Regions from separate parts of the Mus musculus genome. Here region 2 is linked to region 1. Evidence: chromatin loops called from intact Hi-C (ENCODE). Cell type or tissue: left cerebral cortex. All regions are shown on one strand. Each heading gives the region's core, and the rest is flanking DNA. Links, peaks and the distances in the headings are about the cores only. Region 1 holds the start of Gm33852 (a long non-coding RNA gene). Region 2 holds the start of LOC115488575 (a small nuclear RNA gene).

The links. Hi-C counts contacts between places; a loop is a spot of excess contacts. Peaks named below come from ENCODE experiments on the same cell type or tissue, not always from the same donor. Only the 100,000 strongest peaks of a DNase experiment are listed, where the experiment ranks them.
Region 2: it touches region 1 in a loop (8-fold over the local background); 12 of 42 quality-filtered maps call a loop at or near these places.

The regions. Positions count from the first base shown.
Region 1 is chr15:44,831,638-44,839,982 of GRCm38, forward strand. Gm33852 (a long non-coding RNA gene) reads right to left here and starts at 5,497. Exons shown (of 3, transcript XR_875330.2): 1 at 5,306-5,497; 2 at 4,381-4,452. In left cerebral cortex, for the core only: CTCF peaks have their summits at 1,339 (motif pointing right) and 4,748 (motif pointing right); DNase peaks (open chromatin) are centred at 1,158, 1,334 and 4,908; H3K4me3 peaks cover 576 bases; H3K27ac peaks cover 792 bases.
Region 2 is chr15:45,152,206-45,160,550 of GRCm38, forward strand. LOC115488575 (a small nuclear RNA gene) reads left to right here and starts at 6,029; the gene lies at 6,029-6,224. In left cerebral cortex, for the core only: a CTCF peak has its summit at 3,269; DNase peaks (open chromatin) are centred at 3,265 and 5,205.

The DNA of each region.
Region 1 (8,345 bases), core at 327-8,326:
TTTATTTATTTATTTATTTATGTGTGTGCGTGCCAGGACACGTGTGTGTAGGGGTAAGAACACAGTTCAGCAGGGTCAGTTCTCTCTACCACGTAGACCAGGTTTGAACTTATGCCATCAGGCTTGGTCCCTTTACAGGCTAAGTCATCTCAGCCCTGCAGTTGCATCTTTGTTCCATGTCTCATTGAGATTTTCCAGAGCAGCCTGTGTCCAGGGTCTAATACATCTGTGGAGAAGTAGGAAGGGTGGAACAAAGAATATCTTATGTTCTACAACAAACGTCACTAATGATACAACTGTGGAGAAGTAAAAAGGGTGGAACAAAGAATATCTTATGTTCTACAACAAACGTCACTGTGGCATTCTAATGTTAGGATCCATGTTATGGAGACAGATTAAATTGTTTGCAGGTTAGTGTGAATGATTGAATACAAAGAGTTAAAGATCACTTTCTTGTTTCATGGTTTGCCCCTGAGAGTTCAGACCTCTACTATCTGAACAGATTTAATATTTGAGTCATAAAAGCCTACTTCTCAGTATTTCATAAGGATTGTTGTCACATGGAAATGCATATTTTTGTATCTTACTTTGAATTCCAAGGTCATGATTTAGGTGAAGGAAGGAAAGCGATCATTTTGAAGGCATTTTTATTATTATTTAGGTGTCATCTTCTTGGGTTTTGAATTATTCAGACGGATTACATAGATTTTGACATTCCCTTTTTCATGGCGTCTGTGTTTATTTCATTTTTATTTACCTCACTAATTCAGATAGTTCAAAGACTTCCATGAAAGTCGAAGGCTGTCATAGCAGAATAGCCACTTCCAAAGCATCATGATCAACTTAGCCCCAATCCTCACTGCTCAGTGCATGCATTTTTAATGGATTCCCCTTTCCTTGCAGGCTTCTTTTTCATTTCTCCATAACTGAATATGTGTCCAGTCCTGAAAGCTTTATGACCTTGAATAAAACACGTGTTTTGGCTCAAATGAACTTGCCTGAGGAAGTGAGGAATTCCTTGCTATGTGCTGTGAGATGCTGAGACTTGAATGACAGGGTATAGGATGCTCCTCAAACGTTTCTACAAAGGCTTTCAAACAAAGATGAACGGCCGATACTGCCCTCTAGTGTACAATCCCTCCCTTCCAATTTCAGTCCTAGTCTTAGCTCTCTGAAAGGTTATAATTGTGTTTTTAATACACTGCACAACCAGACACTTGTCCTTCACAGCCGTGAGTCTTGCTCATTTGTGCCATTCTGGGAGCAGTTATCTTTAGTCTCTTGCTGGGTAAAAATTGGTCTACAGGGAAATCAAATTGGTTTTACCTGTATATACATGCATGCAGTGTAAAGAAAAGGCCAGAAGAGGGTGCCAGATCACCTGGAACTGGAGTTACAGATGCTTGTAAGCCACCATGCGTGGTACTGAAAAATCTGGGTCCTCTATAAGAGCAATAAGTGCTCTTAACAGAGGCTGAGTCTAGCCTCCAGCTTTTAAACAGGCGATTTGTTCATGTTTGCATTCCCAGGCAAGATACTATTTGTAGACGACACATGCATTGCTAGGATCTGTTCCAGGTCAGACCCTCTCACAGTACTGGGTATGATCACCTTCTGGATGTGTTCCCATCATTCTTGCAGATCTACTTGTCACCATGCTCTGTGGCCAGGAGGCTGATCTAGAGGAGCTGTTTGCTTTCTTTGGGGGTTTGGCCTCAGGCAGCCTCAGTTAGGGAATTTTGTTTATGGAAGAGAGAGAGAAGTGGAAGCAATGATTTTCACACAAAGTGTCCAAAGGCTAGCACACCTCTACTGCAGGTCCCTGCTCTTGTTACCTGGGGCCTGTTCACTTAGGTCCCCTGGTCCCGTGTTTCTAGTTGTGTTTTCTTCCCAACCTTCAGGTTTGAGATTGAAAAGAGTACTTCCTGGTACTATCCCTCACTAGGCAGAGACTAAGTGATAGTCATTCTACCAATAATTCCTTATTAAACTTCCTTCAGATAATTATTCATGTGCTTCCTGTTGGGGATGGTGGTGGGTGGCTCTGATTAATTTTGGCAATAAACATGCTTTCAGAGAACATAATGTTATGCCTTAGTTTTCTTCTAGGAAAAGAACATGGATAATAAACAAACAGACATGCAAAAATAATTGTATAATCATCTTTATAAAAATATTTGATGGAACAAAAGTAGAATGTTGGGTGAGAAGTATGACATTAGATTTGGAAATGGCAGAAGACCATAACTACTGTTCAAGGGATGATGGTCATTGATGAGCCCAATAAAACAAAACTAGTAAAGACATTTAAAACGAAATTTGCCTGCAGTCGTACTGCAGTCAGGGATCCAGGACATGGAAAAGTCATCCAGTTACAGGGTGACTAGCATAACAACATATGCCAGGTCCTGTTGGACCAAAGGACAATCAGCTGAAGGTTCATAGGTTTTAAGTGCTTGTGGTTCATTGAAACTTAAGTGAGGAATTCCTGGCAATAAGTAGAAATTTTCTTCTCTCCATTGCTACAAGTTTAAAAACACAGAGCTTGAATAATGTTCTCATTTCAGGTTCACATTAAACTTGGACTAGTGTAACTCTCATACTGCTAACTGAAAAGAGATGAAACAAAGGGTAATAGTATGCAGGTAGAAAAGTTGCTGGCTGCAAGGTCCTTGGGAAAAACAAATAGTATAGAGGGAGCAGTAGTGGTTGAACACAGGTAGCTCAGAGAGTTGGAACAAGACGGAAGAAAGGCAGAAAAGGACAAATGACATGATGCCCAGCATAGAACTGGGAAGCAGTCCTTGGAGAAATCTGGTTGGTGGTGAAAATATGAACAGAGGACCTTGTTACACAAGCCTACTTTTCCCATCTTACCTATCTGGGGACTCCAGGAAGTCAATAACTGTTTCTTTTATACTAGAAAATACAGATATATCTATATGTGTGAGTTACATTAAAAAGGTTTCCTTGGGATTTTTGAAGATCCAGCTCAACGCTTGTCTGCTTACTTTTCTATTTTTCAAAACATATCCGAACTTTTCTGCTTTTGCTTGCCACTTCTCAACTTTGGGCTTGTCATCCATATGTCTAAACCTGGGTCTATTTTATTACTATTGCAAATTTCTCTTCCAGAAAGCCAGCCATGTGTGTAGCTTATTACTTCTTACACAGAGCTTTCCTTGTATTTTCTTTTCTCCTTTAACACAAAGAAGCATTATTTCTGATTTTAAAGTGCAGACCTCTCACTGCAGGTAGGTGTGCAATTCTTATCCACAGTTAGATTTGTTCCTGATCCTTTACCAACTTCTGCAGTGCACTGTGGTATTCACAGTAAGTAGGAAACAGCAACACAGCACCCTGCCAACAATGCACCCTGCAACACAGCACCCTTCAAGGCAGCACTCTGTAAAACTGCACCCTGCTGCATGGCACCCAGCAAAACTGCACACTGCAACACTGCTTGCTGTAACACTGCATGCTGTAACACCACATGCTGCAACCCTGTACCCTGCACATTGCATGCTGCAAGACAGCACTCTGTAAGACAGCATTTTGCAACACTGTAACCTACAATATTGCACCATATGACATGACCCTTTGCAAGAAAGCACCCTACAACACTACACCCTGTAACACACTACACCTTGCACACTGCATGCTTTCAGACAGGACTCTAAAAGGCAGCACTCAGTGACACAGCATCCTGCAACACATCACACTGCAGCACATCTCCTTGCACCTCTGTACCCTGAAACACAACAGACTACAGCACTTCACCCTGTAACATAGCATCTTGTAACATGGCACCCTATAACATGGCCCCTGTAACATACCTCCTTGCAAAACTGCACTCCTCACCTCCATGGAAAGGTTTCAAAATTACATAGGCATTGCAGTGCATGCCTGCAATCCCAAACACAGAGGACTATAGGCAGGAAAACTGCAAGTTCATAGCAAGACTGAGCTACATAGCAGGACTTTTTGGGTCTGCCTGGAGATCTTTGAGTCAACAAATTCTTCTACCTGTGTACTATTGTCCTTTACTGCCTAGTCAACCATGTCTCAAATGTAACCTTCTCTAAAAATATTTCCCATTTTATTTGTTCTCAATTTTAAAATAAGTTATTTAAAATGAAACTTAAAAAATTGGTACAAATGACTATATGTAATATGTGTGAGGTTATAATATAACTTTTAAAAAAGGGCAGTGCATGTATTTTTGATTTTTAGTTAAAATACTCAGAAACTATAGTTCTATTTTATTGCTTTGTTCAATTGTTTTGCTTTGAGGATACAATTAGCAGTTAAAATGCATATTCAATATTTAGAAAAAACAATTGGTTGACCCAGTAGAATTTTAAATAAGAGATACTTTACCCAGTGAATGATGCTGGCTGAGAGAAATCTATGACTTCTCCAAATTCGTCTTTGTTTTCAAGATATGGCTTCCTGTTGACAATGACAAACATGGATCAGTCACAGACAGAATGGCGCAGGACTTGTTGCAAAGATAAATACTGGATAATACCAGTTGGATTTAATCAGTTTTAAAAACGATACATAAATAGAATTAGAAGCGGTTTTAGTTAAGAATGGCATGAATGGAGGATCCAAGAAATATCAGAGAGGGAAGAGAGGGCTGAACATGATAAAATACATGTGTACGTGTCTGAAAATTTTTAAATAAAAATAATGAAAAAGGTGTTCGATTTAGACCACTCTGATTTAGGCATTACTCTATAGTAACCACTAGATGGCAGAAGTAAACAACAAAAATATACCGTCATCCAGCTGCAGGAAACAAAAACACCCAGAAAACCCCGGGTTTTATTCCTTCCCTCCTTGCCCCTCCCTTCTCCACTTATTATAGGCTCATTTCCTCAGCCTTCCCCTCCATACCCCCCACTGTCCCTGTGTTTACAGATGTAATTTTGAGAAGCCCTACTTGGTTCTGTGAAAATCGGTCACAAGAAGTCATAATGCAGATACTAAAATTGCACAAAGTATTTTCTTGAATTAAAGACGTTTTTCAAAACTCCTTGGTGCCGGAGGTGGGGATCAAGCTTCAGAAGACAGCAGAGCTCAGAAAGACTTAGGCTTCCAGTTCAGGTCTTTAACATGCAGGCTGGGCGGAGTGGTGGTGGGAAGGAGCAGACAGAAGAACATGCTAGAAACCTTAGGGCTTTGTCTACACTGATAAGATATATTTGGCCTCTGATATTATCAAAGCATTGGCTGCATAAGGATCAAAGTTCAGAACTGAAGTTTTTCTTTGAAATAAAGCAAAGCAGAGCAAACTCACCCACCCAAAGACACAGCAAACAAAGCAACCGCACAAGCAAAGCCCAGCAGGGTGTAAGTACAGATGCTGGAGATGGAGATGCTGGCTTTGCTGATCTACTGCACAGGGGAATCAAGGGCTTGACTGACAGCCATGCAATTCAGGACTGTGCTGGGGAGCTTGGCTCGGGCTCTCGATTCTCCCTGGAGTCATCATTCTCCTCAGCAAATCCTCCTCGTTTATTATTAGTTTATTTTATCTATTTTCAAAGACTTCTCCTTCTGAAGACTGGACTCTTGGATTATTAAGTGTAGAATTTGAATTTTGTTCCTGGATGCCCCAGGCACACAAAAGCATAAGTTCCAGGACAGCCAGGGCTATACAGAGAAACCTTGTCTCGACCCCACCCCCCCCCCAAAAAAAAAGAAAACAAAAACAAAAGACTTTATGGAGAGGCCTTATGAAAACTTACTAGATGAAAGCCAATTTAAAGAAATAGATATATATGCATATTATGCATATTATATATATATATACACTATATAATTCTCTCTCTATATATATATGTATATGTGTGTATATATATACACACATATGGTGTTTGAAATATATACACACACACACACACACACACATATATATATTTGTTCATATATATATATATATATATATATGAACAAATAAGAAATCTGGTTTCAGAAGACATGGTCCATTATATGAAAATCTCAGTGTTCGGTAAATGTTAACTCCCTATGAGTTAGAAATGCACAAGAGTCACCCAGATCATGTCAGGCTATGTATTACCATTGCTCTAGTTATTGTGCACCATAACTAGATGATAACACCTATTTCTGAAGACACCATATGCTTTTGTTATGGCACACAAAGAAACCAGTCTTGAACTGACAGGAAAACTCTCCTTACTGTTAACATTCAAAGGTTGGAGGCTGCTGTGCTGGCTGCTAAAGGATAAAAGACATAAATGGTCCCACCCAGGTATGCACCCTGTATGTTATAATACTAACCTGCCAGTCATTATGTATCCACTGCAATAGTGGCAAGACTGCATATAGGAGTAACCAACTACTTATTTGAATTAATTTGAGACCTGTTCCATAGACAGAAATTCATATACTTTAAAGATTGTCAAATCCATGGCTAGGGGATTTAAAGGCTCTAGGGGAGCAACTATTGGTGTTTTTTCTAAGTGGTCTTATAATCATATTGCCTTATAAATATATATGTTTATACCCATTGATTTATGATTGATCATCCTTGATCAGAGAAACCTCTTATGGCAGTGGGTGTGGTTAATGCAGAGATGTATCATCATTCAACGTGCTGAAAATAATTGGCTGAGAGTGCTCATCTGTAAAGATGGTTACTTTTCTTTTGGAGTGTGGCCCCAATAGAGGATCCCAAGCCCTTGCACATATGGGCAGCAACGACTGGACACAGCAAGAAAACATAAATAAATAATAAAAATTATAAAAAGGGGACTTGAAGCTGGGAGGGAAATATGTTGTGGAGTACTGGTGGGATTTGGAGTGAGAGTGAGAAGTGGATTTTATCATATTCATACATGTATATGCATGACAGTGTCAAGGATTAAACATACATGTATACATATGTAAACATTATTATTGTTTATTATGACATTTAAAAGTGAATGCCTAATGATTTTTTTAAAAATCAGTCTTTAGAAAGCTTCTGTAAGGTTAGTCACACTACTCAGGGACACACTGGGAGCTTTACTGTCCAGCTGCCATTTTTTTTAAATCTATAGGTAATTAAGGCATAGAGGAATGGTCACCTCTTTAGCTTTCTCCATCTTTTTCATAATCTTGGTTTCTTTCACAGAAATATAGGCAAATGAGAGAAGAAAAGACATGCTAAGATAACCTAAACCCTGCCAAAACCAAAGGGATTGGGGAAACCCCTTTCCTTGTTGTCACCTATCAATTCTTTTCTCTTGATATTGAAGTTTAACACCAGTCCATGAAAGAAGGCAAAAGGGAGGTGCTGCTTCCAGGTGAAGCAGCTTTTGTGACTATAACCTCACAGAATAAGGACTCTGTGAACTCTGACAAAGTTCAGTGACCTCAGTGCATACATAGCATGTATTTAAACAGATCTTTCAGCTGCCAGGCAGCACATACACAGTGAGTGCAATTGTGCAGCCGAGTTGAGCATCCATGGCTTCCGTTCCTGGAGAGTCCTTCCTTAGTCAGGTGGTAGACCACCCCGCCCCCTGAGCTATGGTTTTCTCATTCATAAAGCAAAACTGATACTATTTGCCAACTGTGTTTTGCTGAGTGTGAACTATCCTGTGAAGTGCCAGGCATACCCAGGCCCATAGTAGAGGCTTAACAAATGGAAATAATTAATTTGGGACAGTGATAGAGGAATAGATTGTGAACTGTGAACTTTAAAAGGCTTTGATTCTTATTCTCCATCCCAGACAGGCTTCAGGACATGTGTGGGCTACCTGCATCTCATCTGCACATGGTGATGATATTATGCTATCCACAGGCTCCTTGACCTGGGACTTACTAATCATACATCTAGTGGTAATTACTACTATTGTTCACCCCTTATGCTATTTATTGAAATCAAAAGACATTTGTATTTGGAATTATGAAAGACTATACAAAAGAACTATTGTTTTGGGCCAAATGTGTTTGGTATATCTTTAATCCTAGGCAGAAGCTGCTAGTTCTCTGTGACTTCAAGACTAGCCTGGTCAACAGAGACAATTTTAGGCTAACCATTACTAGAAAGTGAGACCCTGCTTAAAAACCAACCAACCAAAAAAACCAGTAAAAAGCAATTCTTGCTACAGGGAGTATATAGATTTATTGTCAAGGAAACAAAACAACAAAAAGGAAAGTAAAAATATAGCAGCTAAAAACACTGTTGCTTAAACTTAACAGAAAGTGAGCATCACTACCAAATGTAAGTGAGGTGGTGCATAGTCAATTTGGAGGATTTCAGAAATGAAAGAGTCTCAGGAGCTGCCATTCCTTAGGGTGGTTTTCATGGACAGACTAAGATTGCAGAT
Region 2 (8,345 bases), core at 259-8,258, 320 kb after region 1:
CAGGATACTGGAGAGAGGGTTGAGGGAGGCAGGTTCCCATGCAGGCAAGAGTCCCTAGTCTGGGCCTTGACTGGAGCACAGGAAGGCCTTCCATTGGGAGATTAGAAACAGCTCATTAGAGGAAAGCCTATCCCATCGTCCAAGCGCAGCTGACCTTGATAAACAGAGACAGTCTATGGTTTTAGAGCTTTATTGTAGAAAGGCAGAGAGAAAAAGAAAAGGTAAAGGAGGGAGGGAGGGAGAGAGGGAGGGAGAGAGAGAGAGAGAGAGAGAGAGAGAGAGAGAGAGAGAGAGAGAGAGAGAGAGACTGGCCATGGCCAAGAGGAGAGAAGGGGGAAACAAGAGAGGGAGAGAAGAGAGTGAGAGGAGAACAAGAGAGCGAGGTTAGAGGAGAGTAAGGGGAGTAAGAGAGTGAGGTGGGACTAAGCAGCCCCTCTTATTGTGGGCTGTTATCTTTACTCTTGCTAGGTAACTAGGGAGGAGTATAGTCTGAAGGTCAGAAGCTTGGGACATTGTCTATGTGACTACTAGCCACACTTCTCCTGTGGGGGCTGTGCAGGCAGTAACTTCGACAGGAGCCAGAGTTTCAGGAGACATGAGGGAATGCCTACACTATGTAGGTGAATTATCACCACTCCGGGGTTCAGACCTCAGCTTGACTGGAGATCAGCCTGTCTGTGCATAGCCCAATGCCCCACAAATTTATGTGACAGTTCACACTGATTTTTGAAGAGCAAACTGATCTCACATTAGTGAACTGATGTTCAGTTTTTATGGTGGATTTTTCCTTTATTTACTTTATTCTATCTATTTAGATCTGGTCTACTTCACTTCCTTTGTGCCAAGTTCTGTTGCACTTAACACAAGCCAAGTTCCAATTGGGGTTTCCCTCCATGCATCATCATTTGGAAATACTAATGATCATAAACTGAGCTGTGACTTATTTGTTTCCATTTTTCATGAATCACATATAAGAAGGATGCAAAATGTTTTAGAGAATAGAAATCTTCTAAATGTCTATTGTTGGTGACAATGAGAACTGAAATATTTTAAAGTGGTCCAAAGATCGTTAAGTGTGTTTCATGAAAAACTGCACTGTTTACAGGATGTCATACTGAGTTATTCGATTATATGGGGCTTGTGTTTTCCCATTTTCTTTGAACTTTATTTCAACTCTGCAAATTGCTATTAAACTAACAGTAAAACAAATCTAATTTATGGAACTGTATGTTTGTCAAGTGGAAAGTCATTGAATGTGTTTCTGTAAATATTTACCAGTTTTGCACTTAGTAGCAAATTTTTTTGTGTGTGTGTGTCTTGTGTCTGTGTTTTGTGTGTCTATGTATATGTGGGGTATGTGTGAGTGTATGTGTCTGTGTGGTGTTTGTGTGTATGTATGGTATGTGTGTGCATGGTGTGTGTGTATGTGTGTATGTGTGTTTGTGTGTGTGTATTGTGGCATTTGTTTGTGTCTATGTATGTGTGGTATTTGTGTGTGAGTGTGTTTGTGTCTGTGTATTATAGTGTTTGTGTATGAGTATGTATGTGACTGTGCATGTGTGTAGTTTTTAAGTATAACATTTTTCCAGGTTATGATTATCTCACATATTACTTTGTGAATTAAGCAAAATTTTTGACAAATGTTCATTTTATAATTTGACAAAATGGAAATAGAATTCAAAACACATCAGATTGAACATTTTGAATGTCTTTATTTCATTTTATGTAGACTATAGCCTGATAAATTGAAATCATTAACTGTCAAGAAATTTCTGGAACATAAATAGTTAAAAATTAGCCTCGCCATCTCCCGGATTTCTGAGCACAGGAGAGCAACATTGTCACACTCAACACTGCTTATTCAACATTCCCCTTTAATCTTTATAAATTTATTGTTGATTTTCTCTTCATCATTACCATCATCCATTCCTTCTGTGTTGGAAAGATTCAGAAATCTCTTTTAGGTTATGTAAGTGCAAATTTTGATCTTATCGTTTCTTCAAAACATGGAGATTGACAACACTCAAAGTAAAATTATATCATCGCAACAACAATTACAAATGTCTTGTTTTCCAGTACTGGTAGAATGGGTCAGGAGGAAAAGGCATGCACTGTTCCAGAACCTACATAACAGAGGTAAAAGCATGTACTGTCTATATAGCAGGATGGAAAAGCCAACCTCTGCAAGATGTCCTCTGACAGATTATGGTGTTTGGAATGAGAATGGCCCCTGCAGGTTCATATATTTAAAAGCTTTGTCCCTTGTTAGTGGAATTGTTTGGGAAAGATTAGGTTTGTGCTCTTTTTGGAGGAGTTGTGTCACTGGGTTTGGACGTTGAGGTTTCAAATGTCCAATCCAGGCCACTGTATCCTCATCCCTTCTCTGTTTTCACCTGGGGAATAAGATAAAATAGTACCCCAGTACCATACCTACTTGCTACCATTCTGCCTGCAAATGATTGTCAATGACTCTGCCTCTGAAACTAGGAAGAAACCCTCAATTCAATGCTTGTTTCTTTTTTCAAGTGATGGTATGGTTCTATTTTTTAGAAAAAAGAAAAGTAACTAAGCCAGAGACACATGCTCATAAAAAGTGTGCATGAACATACATCCACATGAAAACATACATGCACACACAGCCATTTAAAAATTCTGTAATCAATGTATTCTCTCATGAATATTCTTCTATTAGTTCACTAAATCTTCATAGCAACTAAAGTGCACTTCTTTATGGGTGCTTTGTAAGCAAGGAGTCTACTATGATACCGAACTTATGGGCAACCTCTCACTACTCCTTTGTATGCTATTATGTTTCTTGAATACTTACCTTCATTTTGTTCAGTCTTATTAAGGTATAAATTAGATTTATCTGTATATCTCTACAGTATTTAATGTGCTTGTTTGTATATCAACAGATTGCGTACATATGGATTTCCTTTTGAGACATTTGAGTCTTCAGTACGGTTTGCATACATATCCTATTCTAGGAAGTACCTTTATACTTCACCAGAGGGTTTTTTTCCTATTAATACAATAGGGAATTCAACTTAATACTTAGTGAAAATATTATAAAATGAAGATTATAAAGTATTTTGCCTTTCTAGATTATCATGAACAATTTCTGTATATATTATAAAACAGTTTAAGTAATATGTTACCTATTTGAAAATTTCTATGTGATAAAAACTAAGTGTTTCCTTTTACAAGTGGCATTGCTCACGAAAATAAATTATTTTAGATATACACTCTCTGCAGTGTGTTAGCCCCATCTAGTGAATGATTAATGAATTCTCAAATCCAATATCATATGAACATTTTTTAAGCTACCATGGGAGATTAATTGTGACATTAGTCTGTAAAATGTTTAGATGACTTTATAGAATAGATTCATTTTATGAAATGAATAATGTGAAGAGTTGTAATTACTTCCTCAAACCTATCCCTTTTTATTTTTATAAAACATGTGCCTGTGTATAATTTAAATTGACATAGAATTCTATAAAGCTGGATGCAGAAATCAGAATTCCCCTGTAACTCCTTGTCTCCATTTCCCTTTCAAGAAGTCCATTACATTTACCAAGAAGGTATATTGTTACATCTGCCTTCAGGTCATGCCTGTTTTGGCTTTGAGTATTCTAGGCTGGGACATCTTTCTTTCTTCCTGATGATGTCTGTTGTGTATGAGAGATGCTCTTGGATAACTTAACTGTCGTTCTCACTTCTATCCTCACTCTAGGAACTGTAATGTTGTTCATTTGCTTCATTTTCTCTTTTTTTTTCCTAAAGGTATTATTTTACTTTTATTCAGGTATATGTGTGTCTGTGTGCATTCATGGCACACACAGTGTGTGCTGCCAGAAGCCAGAGAACATTCATGGGTGTGAACTGTTGAGTTCCACTAGGAAGCTAACATTGGAAATCTGATCCTCTGCAAAAGCAGGCATTGGTTTTACTGGAAGCCATTTCTCTGATTCTATAGATTTTTATGTTTTGGAAATTGATTTATACTCAAAATGTCTTCCTATTAAAGTCAATATTACAGGCACATCAAATATCGAGTTCTTCTTTCTCCAACTTTGACTTTCTCTCTTCTCTGGGACACCACTGCTTCTTTCATTATCATCACCTCAAGAACACTCACCTTTACCCCATAGTGCCTATTTCATTTCCTGTGCATGGTTTACTATTTCTTAGTTTGATAAATTTCAAACCAGAATTTTAAATGTACTTTTGTATGTAGCCATGAAATATACTACACGATTTCAAATACATAAACAAGGAAGATACTAACTTTGTATATTCCATAATGGCTAAACACCCTTTGACCACAGTAGATTTTAGGTTTGGTGGTATCTGTAAAAGAAATAACGGTCCCTTTTTAGTGTGTTTTGGTATCAAAACTCTACAAAAGTCAGCCCTGAAAGCCGAACCTATTTCTATAATTATTTGGCTAGCTCTAATGTGGCTTAAAAGAAATGAAGGTGGATTCTTACTACTATATGGAGCAAAGAACAAGTGTATATACAAGCATGGTTGCATAGAGCATTCTAAATATGGAGTACTTTTGTATAAACACGTGGTGTCACTGTATTAAGTATGGAGCTTCACCAGGGTCTTGTGAAAGGCAATTTTCCTTTCTGGGAAATCCGAGAGCTCCTATTTGTTCTGAAAATTCAGGAGAACTTGACTTAGTGTGCTTGTTCTCATCCATCACACTGGGCATTTTTGTTCTTTCCCTGTGGAAGCCTGTGTTCTTATTTGTTGGAATAAGATCCACTGATGGTTCCAGTGATTGCGTCTTTGTTCCAGCTTCCTCTGTTGTTTTATTTTGAAAGTGCTATTTCTGACTATTGGTGAAACGGTGCACTAACTTAATTTTATCTCTTTTATACAATTCTCCATCTCTTTTCAAAACTAAAAATTAAATTCATATTGTAAACTTTACTTTCTAATGTTTATATGGTTTTAAAAGTTGCCATGGTGATTTAAAATTTTCCACAAATGTTTCTCTTTAATTATCTTAAAGTGGTATTTTAGACTAATTTGTTCTGATTTTGCTGCAGCAGCATATTTTATTCCATATGCATAGCCACTGCACTAGGCCTTTATTTAGGCATCAACAGAAGCTTTCCTCAAGTGTGTGATTTCTAATGGCTGCTCGTTGGTAACTGTGGGGGAGCTTCAGGGTGATGATGAATTTGCTGAGTCTTGCTGAGGTTTTACCTCGGTGAGCTTCAATATGGGAGGCTGTTCATAGCCAGACTTTTACAATTCTCAGAGTCAAAGCTGTTTCTTTAAGAGGCAAAAGTTACAAATAGGAAATCCAGGACACACTGTAGAAGGAACGCTAGTGGCTGCCTCCACATAAAACAATCGGGCAGCACAGCAGTGGAGGTAACTTCCACATGAAAAGCTAATTGAAGATTGGCTGTGAGCTTAAAGATTGGTAACACAGCCAATCAGGAACTGCTTCTTGGAAGACATGCTTACTTGGGACCAATGGGATGCAGGTGGACAGTATAAAGGGTGCCCCTGAGGTTTAACAAATAAGCTTGCAGAAATGTTCTACCCTGCTCCAGAGTGTGAGCTATTGATTCCAAGCTGTGGTCAGAAGTTCAAAACAGCATCTGGTGCCCAATGTGGTCTATGAAATACTATATTATCCTCATTTTGTGGCTTGTGAACCTTTTCTGGGGGTTCATTTTTGCCTGTTGACACAAGGACTGTGCCTGTAGTTCGACCTGATCTGCTCTTCTTCTCCTCCTGGCACTGCTGTTGTGCCCCCTTCGGTTATTTGTTTAATGAGTTGGCCCCTTAGTGTTTTATGTTGTGGGTTCTGCAAAGGTGAACATGCAGACCTCTTTTCTGTCTCCTCCTCCTCCTCCTCCTCCTCCTCCTCCTCCTCCTCCTCCTCCTCCTTCTTCTTCTTCTTCTTCTTCTTCTTCTTTTTTTTTTTTTTTCTTTTGTCTGTTGGTCCTGGTGACTTTCCCTTTCAGGTTCCACTTCAAGGGTAAGTTGCAAGGACATCATCACTTCTCGGCCTTTTGGCTAAGATCAAGTGTAGTTGCAAAGACATCTTTTCTGTTTTCTTTGTCTTTGTCAGATCCTCTCTATGAGCTACTCACATTTACTTTTGGTTTGGATTAGTCCAGGTTCCTAACAGTGTGGCTGGTCTTCCAGGGGGATCTGCTCCCCAACACTTGTCCCTCCTGAGGACTCCATGAAGGCATACAACCTAGGGCCCAAGAGTCCCCTGCTTAGTATGGGACTTTTGACACCTCATCTTTCATATCTATTCAATGTTTGTTTCCTTTGCACTTGTAGTTATGGGTTCCTTCCCCTCCATCATCAAAGAACCCCAGATTAGGCACTGAAAACCCTTCTGGTGACATGTGGTTTCAAGGTTAAAACTTCTGACCTGGACCAATTTTGGGAGGAGGCTATTTTGACCCCTGGATATCTCTGAGAATATGTGGGACACTGACCTTGGGATGCCTGGTCTCTTCCTCAGTCCCAAGTGTGATATATAGTCTTGGATTACTCCTCTTTTGTCCATATCTTCCTTGTAGTCATCAGAAGTCTTAAGAACGAAGCCTTATTTCTAATAGCCAGAAGCTGGAAAGAACCCAGATGCCCCTCAACAGAGGAATGGATACAGAAAATGTGGTACATTTACACAATGGAGTACTACTCAGCTATTAAAAAGAATGAATTTATGAAATTCCTAGGCAAATGGATGGACCAGGAGGGCATCATCCTGAGTGAGGTAACCCAACCACAAAGGAACTCGCACAATATGTACTCACTGATAAGTGGATATTAGCCCAGAAACTTAGCATACCCAAGATATAAGATACAATTTGCTAAACGCATGAAACTCAAGAAGAACGAAGACCAAAGTGTGGACACTTTGCCCCTTCTTAGAAATGGGAACAAAATACCCATGGAAGGAGTTACAGAGACAAAATTTGGAGCTGTGACGAAAGGATGGACCATCTAGTGATTGCCATATCCAGGGATCCATCCCATAATCAGCTTCCAAACACTGACACCATTGCATACACTAGCAAGATTGTGCTGTAAGGACCCAGATATAGCTGTCTCTTATGAGACTATGCCGGGGCCTAGCAAACACAGAAGTGGATAATCACAGTCAGTTATTGGATGGGTCACACGGCCCCCAGTGGAGGAGCTAGAGAAAGTACCCAAGGAGCTAAAGGGAACTGCAACCCTATATGTGGAACAACAATATGAACTAACCAGTACCCGGGAGCTCTTGTCTTTAGCTGCATATGTATCAAAAGATGGCCTAGTCAGCCATCAGTGGAAAGAGAGGCCTTTTGGACTTGCAAACTCTATATGCCCAAGTACAGGGGAATGCCAGGGCCAAAAAGGAAGAGTGGGTGGGTAGGGGATTGGGGCGGTGGGTATGGGGGACTTTTAGGATAGCATTGGAAATGTAAACGAGGAAAATACCTAATTAAAAAAAATCCTAAAAAAAAAAAAAAAAAAAAAAGAAGTCTTAAGAATTCTTCCCTGGAGGAAATGGTGGCTGCCCATAACAAGCACTGTCTGGATCAGGGTAATGAACAGGATGATCTCAGCAGTAAGGAGGAGGATGCCTCTGCTCCAGCCCTCTTGCCATCAGGATCCAAGCCATCCTCTATCCCTGCTGTCCCAGTTCCCTCATTCAAAAGTCCTTCCACTCCTGCTCCACTCCTTTCAGAGGTACCCGTGGCATGATCTAGGGGACTTTGACTTCTGGTGGTTGATCCTGCGATGCCCATCCTTTATAGCCTCTCCCTAGCCTCATCCTCAGGTGTATCATGAGGTTTTCTCTGTCAATCTTGGCTCTGATGCAGCAACTAGACCCTGGATTACCATTGCTCTGGAACACTTGGCACTAATCAGAAAATCTGTCAATGATTCTGGGCCAGATTCCCCCTGTTTTGAACAAGTACTGAACCAATGGGCCATTCACTTCCAGACCTACTATGATTGGTATAATCTCCTTAAGGCAGTGTTCAACTTTGCCCTGTTCCTTAACTGGAGTTCTGCATATTATGACTTGGCTGAGAAACAAGCTAGGATTAACCTGGAATATAATCTTAACATTATTCTTGACATGCTTACTGGCCATGGGGCACAAATTAACCCTGTCACTGAGGCTACTATCAGACTGCATGCTTACATTAACCAAGTGACTGATCTTGCCTTTAAGACCCTTAAGGCCTGTACCCCTTGAGATCCCTCTGCTTACTTTCGCAACCTTGTCCAGCATTCTGGGGAGTCCTTCAGGGACTCCTTGTCCTATATGACTGAGGCTGTGACAAGGCTGGTCGAGA